Regions from separate parts of the Homo sapiens genome. Here regions 1 and 2 are each linked to region 3. Evidence: chromatin contacts called from ENCODE Hi-C or POLR2A ChIA-PET data. All regions are on one chromosome and are shown on one strand. The core of a region is the stretch at or near the end of the contact, and the rest is flanking DNA. Distances in the headings are between cores, read along the strand shown.

Region 1 (2,795 bases), core at 83-2,582, 430 kb after region 3:
CAGACACAGTCACACACACAAACACATGCACACACATGCATTTGCTGAAAAAGTAAACATGTGGCTTTATGTCTGTAGTACACCAATCAACATATCAAAATCCAAATTTAGAATCCTAATTCACAATACCACGTTTTTTTCCCTTTTTTCTCCCCCTCACTTGGAGTAAATTAAATTCAGCCTTTGTTGGAAGGAAATGTAAAATGTGTTTCACACATATATTTAACACTAATCTGTTCTCCCTACCTTAATTATGCTTTGAATTTCTGTGGGATCTTATATTCCAGGGTCTCAATTTACTTTTATAAATATTCATTGATTTTTCCCATCTCTATTAAGGGTGCTAAAAATTACCTTTCTTTTTGCATTTGGAGAAACTGAGGCACCAGGGAGAAATCTATGGTTTGTCACTTAACACAACTGTAGAGCTGCAAATGTGACCTAGAAGCTCCTCGATAAAGAGGCAACCCTCCTGCCAAAGCTTAGAAATAATGGTACAATGTTCACTGGAGGATTAAATCAGAGCCAGTCTGCTCACATTCTAGGCACAGCTACATTCTCTGTGTTGTCTTTTCCTTAGCACAAAGTGCAGTAACAGAATAGCTGCCCCGTGGTTAAAGAGAAATGATTACAGAAAAGAACAGTTGGAGAAAACAAGGCAAAAGTACTTGGATTTTAGTCAGTGGGAGTCCATCACAGTAACTAATGGGCTGAGAATGTTTCTATTTTTTCACCAAGTAATCCATATGCAAATTTCCTACAGTATTCAATATGCACTTCCAAGCTCAGTAAATGTTTTCTATTCTTTTCTGCTTAGCTCTCTCAGCTTTTTCCAATTAGGCCCTGTTTATTTAGAAAAAAAGAAAATGTCTAAAGGAAGGATTAAGCTCTGTATCTTATGGAGAAAGAATGAATATTAGAAATTCTTTCAGGATCTAGAGGATGCATTCTTTACTCATCCTCCCCGCTGGGATGGGTAATGAGAATAAAGTAAAAGAGGATGAAGCTTTTTACTTCATTTGGTTTGTTCAGCTGAAAACATGCCTTTGACGATCTGGAATTAAATCCAAAATGCATGACAATTCAGACAATGGTGCACATGGAATAAGCCGGTGGATAAAAATAAATAAATAAAAGAGAGATGCGAAAGCTCAAAAGGCCCCACCTGGTGCGCAGAAGTTCTGCAAAAGCAAGGGAATTCACGACGTAGAGGGGACAAGGGGACAGGCTGGGGAGAGAGAGCATAGGCTGGAGTTAGTGGCTGTGCCAAATGAAGACGACCTGGGGAACAGAGCCGTAAATCAGAGAGACGTTGCAAATGCATGGCCTCCCAGGGTAGTAATCAGGGAAGATGGCCCGCATGAGTCAGGCCTTCCTATCTTTAGTCATTGCACCCATGAAGACACGTGGTGTTCTGCCTATCTCTGTTAAGTTTCACATTGAAAGCTGAAGGTCAATTTGTGCTTAAAGAAAAAAGTCAGACAGTTTCTCAACTCAGCTTCAGATCTTTTCTATCTGTTTATTTATTGAAAAAGAGAAAGAGAAATAAAAAATGCCTGAACTTGAGTTCCATGGCAGACAGGATGGAGGTGTCATGGTGCCTGAGAAGGAATTTCTGCCCCTGAGGATGGCCTGCTTCAAGAGGCTGTTGTGACACCACAAGAGATATTATATATGGTATTTTACAAACTTAAAAACATCATACCAATGAAAAAGGGGTCATGAGCAGTAGTTATGGTTGGCGTTGGATTAAAGAACAGGAAATAGCCAAGATGCTTCCAGGATCTTGGAACAGATTCTTACCAAATAGGGTTGTAAAGAACTAAGCATGAAAAGTAGCAAAATGTCAGATTAATTTTCTCTCCCTGCATTTAGGGATTCAAAAGCCATAGAGAATAATAATCGATAAATTATAGTTAAGGATAGACTGTTCACCTAGTGACTGAATAATACACAAAGCTCTTCAGAAATTTTCATGATAAGTTTACTTGCCTAAGAGACCATAAAGAGGAAAAATCTGGGAGAAGAAAGAGTCAATATAATCAGCAATGAGAAGTCTCCCTTTAATGACAGCTATGGGGAACCTGAATGAAGTAGTATATACGTACAAGTGATTGGCTAGGACCATACCATAGACTGCTCCCATAAGTATTTCCTACCACAATTGACCTTCTCCAGATTCAGCAAAAAAAAAAAAAAAAAAAAGAAAGAAAAAAAGAAAAGAATTCTTCATCCGTGGTCAAACTACCTGCTTACATTGTCCATGAAAAAAACTCTTCTGGTTACATTACCTAATGGTCATTTATAAGCTGACTTCCATTCTTTAGTGTACCAGTTGAAAGAAAAAAAAAATCACCTCCAACAGCTTTTTATATTTTAAGTTCCAAGACACAGCAATGCTCTCAAATTTCAGTTTCTCAAGTCTCAAGCTTAGAGAAAAATAAGCTAGGGGAACAAAAGCCTGCCAAAAACCCAGGCTGGCTATTAAAATGTTACAACCAACCGCCATGAGTTTGAGACTATAGATGGTATCCAAATTAACAGAAATGTCCTGGACAGAAGCCTTCAGATCACCATGGAACAGGCTTTGATGCCCTTTGTCTAATTCTGTGGAGACCCAATCTTCAAGCAGAATATTTTTGGCCCATCAAATAAAGGCCTTTCCCAGGAAGCCAAAGGGCTTGGAGACATCACTCTGATTCTCAGCCCATTCTTAAGTAACTCAACACACTGGATCTAACCCCTAGCTTTAGAGTACACCAAAAGACGTTGCATGGAGGGTTTTTTTGTTTTGT
Region 2 (2,849 bases), core at 330-2,829, 350 kb after region 3:
TCCCAATACTCCATAGAGACTAAAAAAAACTGGCATTCCTTATTTGGTAAAGGTGATTTGACTACTGCTCAAAAATAATTGTTCCTCATATTTTCTGCTGCTGATTCATACACTAGATTGAATACTCTCCAAAGAGACCACACATCCCTTCTTTCTGTGATATTATGAAATATATATTTGGTCTTCCTCCCCATTCCTGGCATACAACTTCTGAAATCCTTGGAATCTTCAAAGTGATAGTGTCTTTTTGTATGCTAATTAGTTGACTGATGGCTGGCAGCCTCTGGCTGCCTGAAAGAATGAGACTGAGACTGGCAACTGGAGAGACCAAGGCAGGATTAGAGGGGTCAACTTTCAGCCTCAACCCCCAAACTCTGAGGGAAGAGGGGCCAAAGAGTAAACTGATTACCGATGGCCAATGATGTAATCAATCACGCCTATGTAATGAAGTCTCCATAAAAATCCAAAAGGACTGGGTTCAGAGAGCTTCTGGATAGCTGAACACATGGAGGTTCCTGGAGGGCGGTAGGCCTGGAGAGGGCATGGAGGTTCTGTGTCCCTTCCCGTATGCCTTGACCTATACATCTTTTCATTGGTATCCTTTATAATGTCCTTTATAATAAACTAGTAAATGTGTTTCCCTGAGTTCTGTGAACTGCTCCAGCAAATTAATAGAACCGGAGGAGGGGGCTGTGGAAATCCTGATTTGTAGTCAGTTTGTCAGATGTACAGGCAAAATCACCCAGGTCTTGCAACTGGCATCAGAAGTGGGGGGCAGTCCTGTGGAACTGTGTCCTCAACCTGTGGAATCTGACACTCTCTCCAAGTAGAGAGTGTCAGGATAGGTTGCAATTAGAGGACACCCAGCTGGTGTCTACTGCACAATTGACTGCATGCTTAGTGGGCTGGGGGAAAACCCCCACACAGTTGGTCACAGAAACGTTTTGTGTTGATTATTGTTGAGTGAGAGAACAGAAAAAACACTTTGTTTTTTTTCCTTATATTTACACTTTCTTTTCAGTCTTTTCTGGCTCAGCCATGGGCTCATAGGAAGCCCTTCATAAGCCTCTCCACTGTGGTCAATCCACAGGCCTCCTTCAGCTCTATTACCTGAACGACAAAGCGCACTGTTTGTGGCCTTCTTCAGAATGAAGAGAGGCAGCTGACATTCTCTTGTAAAAGATGAGCAAACACAAACTCAGAGGATTTATTCTTGGAATTGTAAAATTTCTGCATTTCAAAAAGAGACTCCCATCAATATTTTTGTTTTCTCTGGTCTAACAGACATACTATGAAACTCATTGAATTAACATTTCCAAAGACGCTGAGTTCCTCTCATGGGAAGCCACTGTCATAAAGTACCACTGGCTCATTCAACATGCCATAGTAAAACACCACTTCCCGTAATAAGTTAGATCAACATTAGGTGATGTAGTGTGCTGCTTAAATCACTGAAATAATGTGTCATTCAGATAATATTTCAAAATAAAAATGGAACCTTGTTAGATTGAGAGAACTTGCATTTATTTTATTTTATGATGGTAAGGATCAAAGAACTTGACGCTAACTGGGTAGATGTGGTGGACCTTTCCTGACTTCTGACAGTGACTCAGCCCATTTTTTTTAGCATGTGAAAGCTAAGTAAATGATGAATCAATGCCCGCAAGCAGGAAAAGATGCCAGTTTCCCACTAAAAATCGCAGAGTGTGATAAACCTATTTCCGTTAAGAAAACTGCCGGAGTTTTTACTGGGGGATTTCCCAGGCAAACAGAGGCAAAGATATACAAACCAAAAGCGGAAGGTAAGCACATTTCCTCTTAGTGTTTTTATGCTGGACACTAACGCAAACCTGGTGAATAAGTCAGGGCTGTTTCAAGTCATCTTCCTTTCCAAACCTGATTGGAAGAGAGAACCTGCCATACTCACACTTGCCCACTCCAGCTGGGAAGGCAAGGGATGGGGCACACGTCCAGTAGGGGAGAATATAGCAGCAAGGCAAAACCACAAAGTGCAAATGTCCATTTCATTCTCCCATCATATAAAGTACCTCCTTCCTCTCCATTTCCCCTTCCATGATTATTTACATTATCAACCCCTATGATCATTTAACAACATCCTCTGACTTCCAAACTGAATCACTCAGCTATGCCAAAGCTGCCTGTCTTTATTTTAGTATCCACAGCTATGAAAGGCCTGTTTCATGCCATGTAACTTACTAGGCACTTTATCTACTTAGTTTATTTAATCCTAATTCCCCATAAGGTGCAATCTAAATCTCAAAAAAGCTAAGAAACACCACATCATCTATGTGGTATTCCCACCAAAAATATTTACAATGAATCTGTTTAGGATAAAACAATTACACAAATCCAAACCATGGAACCCTGGAACACTGTGTAAAATAAATGTCCCGAGTTCTTCAAAACTGTCAATGTTCTGAAAGACAATAATAATAACAATAAAAAGCTGGAGAACTTCATTAGAGTCAAGAAGATGAAAAAGAAATAAAAATTAAATGCACTGTGAGATCCCTATTAGATCCCTGAATCACAAAAAGGAAAACAAACAAAAATCTCCAGCTATAGAAAACATTATTCACAAAATTTGGGAAATCTGAATAGCAAGTAACCATTAGAGAATAGTATTATATCAATGTTAAATTTCCTGAGTATGATTATTATATTGGGTTTATGTAGGAGAATGTCCTTCTTAGGAGATCCCTACTGAAGTAATTAGCAGTAAAGCTCAGTGATATCTGCAACCATCTGTCAAATGGTTCTGCAACAATAGGCAGGAAAACAAAGAATCACCAAAGTCAGAGAGAGAGAGAGAGAGAGAGAAAGAGAGA
Region 3 (2,742 bases), core at 61-2,560:
ACTGCGGGGAAGGAGGATCATCAAAGTGAAACGGAACCTCACTACTCCCCCTCCCACCTCCACATGAAGGATAAAGCACTGTCAATAACTACTAACCCAAGTATCACAGATGCCCTGCATCCGGTTTAAATCACAAGCACACACACACACACACACACACACACACACACACACACACACACACACACCAAAGAAGAGAGAGGAGACAGACTTTAAAAAAGAAAAACATCTTTCCCAGTACAGCAAAGAGGGCCCAACGAACAGGCCCCAGGTTTCAATATGTGTGCAAGGGGTGTGTGGGGGGGGGGAGAAAGAGGGGGAGGGAAGAGTGCTGAATGGATGTTAAGACTGTTTGCCGCACAAAGAAAATACAGTTTTAAAAAGAAAAAAGAAAACCATGAAGCTGATGATGGTGAAAGAAGAGCAGCCCATTCAGCACCAGGCAAAGAGGGGCAAAAATGAAGGGAATGGGCGGTGGGAAAAGTTCACCAACGTATGAGGATTAAAAATAACAAAACCCATAACAAGGCCCCACAAGTGAACAACAACAACAACAAAACACCACCTCTTGGGTCCCCCCCTTGCACACTGTTGTCTATTTCGGCTTTGAAAGAAGCAGGAAACAGCAGCGTTGGAAAAGAAGAAAATTAAAGAAAGAACAAATTCTTATCTCTTCACCTGACCCTCCTCCTCAGACCAGACCTAAGGGAAAGATCCAGCATCCGCATCGGAAAACTGTGGCTCCCTCTCCCGCTCGGCTCGCAGCCCCCCAAGCTCCCGCTCCATCCCTGAAGTGCGGCCGGCGCAGGGCCGGGGCCGGCGGGCGGCGCGGCGCCCACACCCCCGACCCAGCCGCGGCGCGCAGGGTCCATTGTAAACAAGCCCGGGGAACAGAGCCCCTCGGCGGCGGCGCCGCAGCGGCAGCCCCCGTGTCAGGAGTGAGACCCCAGCACAGCCACACTCGGCTCGCACACACGAACACACACACGCACGGACACACGCGTTCACACGCAGCCACACGCTCCCACACACATGTAGAGACCGAAGAATATTCACCTTGGCTGTGGATTATTGTGGTGTTGTTGGTGGGTGATGGAGATGGTGGTGGTGGGGAGGAGGAGGAGGAAGAGGAGGAGGAGGAGGAGAGGAGTAGTTGTTGTTGATGGGTAACAGTCGCCAGGACTACGGTGACTATGGCGCTTGATTCACAAGGCAACGGTTGCTATAACTCACAAAAGAGAGAGAGAGAGGGAGAGAGAGAGAGAGCGAGAGGGAGAGGGAGACACTCGCACGGGGAGGGGTGGGGGAGGGAAGAGGGGAGGAGGCGGGCCCGGCCAAGCCGCCGGAAGGGGAGGGCGCAGCGCTGTGACTGACGGCCCCCAAACCCGGGTGGGGTGGCGGGGCGGCGGGGTGACGGGGCACGAGGCCGGGATTCCACCGCAGGACTCCGAAGAGGTGCGCCTATGCTTGGCTGGGGCTGAGGTCACCAAGAGTCCTCTCGGAGGGACGTTACTACACGCGCTGGCGAGGCCCAGGAGTCGTGGTGCGAGGGGTACTATCTGTGAAACGAGGGCTGCCTGTCCCAGCAGCCAGCTTTGTACAGAGACGTCCCGGAGCCACGAGAGAGTAACGGCTAACCCGGGGGAGGGGGTGGCGAGGGTGATTCCAGGCACTTTGTGAAGAAACGAGCTATGGCGAGGGAAGAATCCACTTTGAAGAGCGGCCCCCGCCCTGCCCGATACGTTACTTCCGGGGCGGGGCGGGCAGAGGGGCCCGGATGTGCCGCCGCTTTTTAGTTTCTGAGGCGCCGGCGGTGTTCCTGGTAGCGTCAGCCTCCTGGCTTTTCCTTTTCCTGGACGCTTCAGGGCTCCGCGGCCTGCGCTAGACTGGAGGGTCCGCGTCACTCTCGCCCTCCTGCTTTCCGCGCTCTCACCCGCTCCCGCCTCCTGAGGGCACGACTTGTGGAGGAGCGCGGGCGGCGGGGCGTGAGCGAGCTGCCTCTGCCGCCATCTTAGAGAAGGCGAGCGTGGGGTGTGCGTGGGCGCGAGTCGGCCTCCCGCGGTGCCGCCGCAGCGTGGCGCGGAGAGGTGAGGTCCAAGCGTGTCCGGCCCTCACTCCATAACGAAAAAGCGAGGTCATCACTCCCTATCTACAAGGGATGGGAGTAAGTGCCTGTAGAGAGCAAGAAATTGCCCTGCCCGGAGGCTGAGAAAGCGCATTTGGCGGTTCCCCTCGACGGAAGGCGTAGAGGGGCGGGGTAGCTTACACCTGCCTGCGATACCATCCTGTTAGTTTCTAGTTCTGTTAGTTTCAGCCCTTAAGTGCTCACCCCTCTTTAAAGACCGAACTGGGAGTTGAGCTCAAGCCCGGATCCTGTTACCTGCCGTGCTCTCATCCCCCGTTACTCAGCCTACTGTAGCTGAGGGTCTTGCTGTTTGTGGCTGTATTGAGATAGACGAATGGCTTCCGTCTGTGTTGAATGTTGTTAACACAACCTGCCATCTCAAACACCCGTTGATAAGGCACAGCCTGTAATGCCTCATGGTTCAAACAGACTCCTCCAATTCTCTGCAGACTCGAGTCCAGCAGGCACATGCCCCCAGGCCCTGCCAATACCCAAAATCTCCCAACATTTGCCGCTAAGCTGCTTAACCAGGACAATGACATAGTAGAAGTAGAGCCTTAGGAAGTCAGTTCTCCTCTTGAGGCTTAATTTTTGCACCTGCAAGTAAGGGATTTGGG

What was found. A loop is a pair of places that touch in the nucleus more often than their neighbours do. ChIA-PET counts read pairs that join two places held with the same protein, here RNA polymerase II (POLR2A). Pooled maps may share reads with other maps.
Region 1: a loop to region 3 is called in a map of A673, with 2.4 times the contacts of the local background. The contact joins the enhancer-like site here to the promoter of RFX3 in region 3. A Hi-C loop is called at or near these places in 1 of 168 maps with a recorded cell type or tissue (A673). POLR2A ChIA-PET finds 5 or more read pairs at or near these places in 2 of 52 experiments (A673 and CD8-positive, alpha-beta memory T cell).
Region 2: a map of PC-3 shows a loop between it and region 3 (9-fold over the local background). The contact joins the enhancer-like site here to the promoter of RFX3 in region 3. A Hi-C loop is called at or near these places in 2 of 168 maps with a recorded cell type or tissue (PC-3 and endothelial cell of umbilical vein) and 5 of 50 pooled maps. POLR2A ChIA-PET finds 5 or more read pairs at or near these places in 1 of 52 experiments (A549).

What each region holds. Positions count from the first base shown.
Region 1 is chr9:3,953,844-3,956,638 of GRCh38, forward strand. All of the region lies in intron 4 of GLIS3 (GLIS family zinc finger 3), which reads right to left. Among named protein-coding and RNA genes, the nearest start is that of GLIS3-AS1, 57 kb to the left of the region's middle. RefSeq lists an enhancer at 621-1,141. Within about 2 kb of position 1,333, at least 2 of the 41 ENCODE cell types and tissues checked have a DNase peak (open chromatin) inside an H3K27ac peak, as active enhancers do; they include A673, where a contact is called at or near this core.
Region 2 is chr9:3,873,817-3,876,665 of GRCh38, forward strand. All of the region lies in intron 8 of GLIS3 (GLIS family zinc finger 3), which reads right to left. Among named protein-coding and RNA genes, the nearest start is that of GLIS3-AS1, 23 kb to the right of the region's middle. Within about 2 kb of position 1,580, at least 3 of the 41 ENCODE cell types and tissues checked have a DNase peak (open chromatin) inside an H3K27ac peak, as active enhancers do; they include PC-3 and endothelial cell of umbilical vein, where a contact is called at or near this core.
Region 3 is chr9:3,524,691-3,527,432 of GRCh38, forward strand. It overlaps RFX3 (regulatory factor X3), which reads right to left and starts at 1,311. Exons shown (of 17, transcript NM_001282116.2): 1 at 1,057-1,311. LOC124902110 (a long non-coding RNA gene) reads left to right here and starts at 1,795. Exons shown (of 8, transcript XR_007061398.1): 1 at 1,795-2,087. RefSeq lists enhancers at 452-1,068, 1,646-1,695, 1,956-2,255 and silencers at 756-845, 1,276-1,465.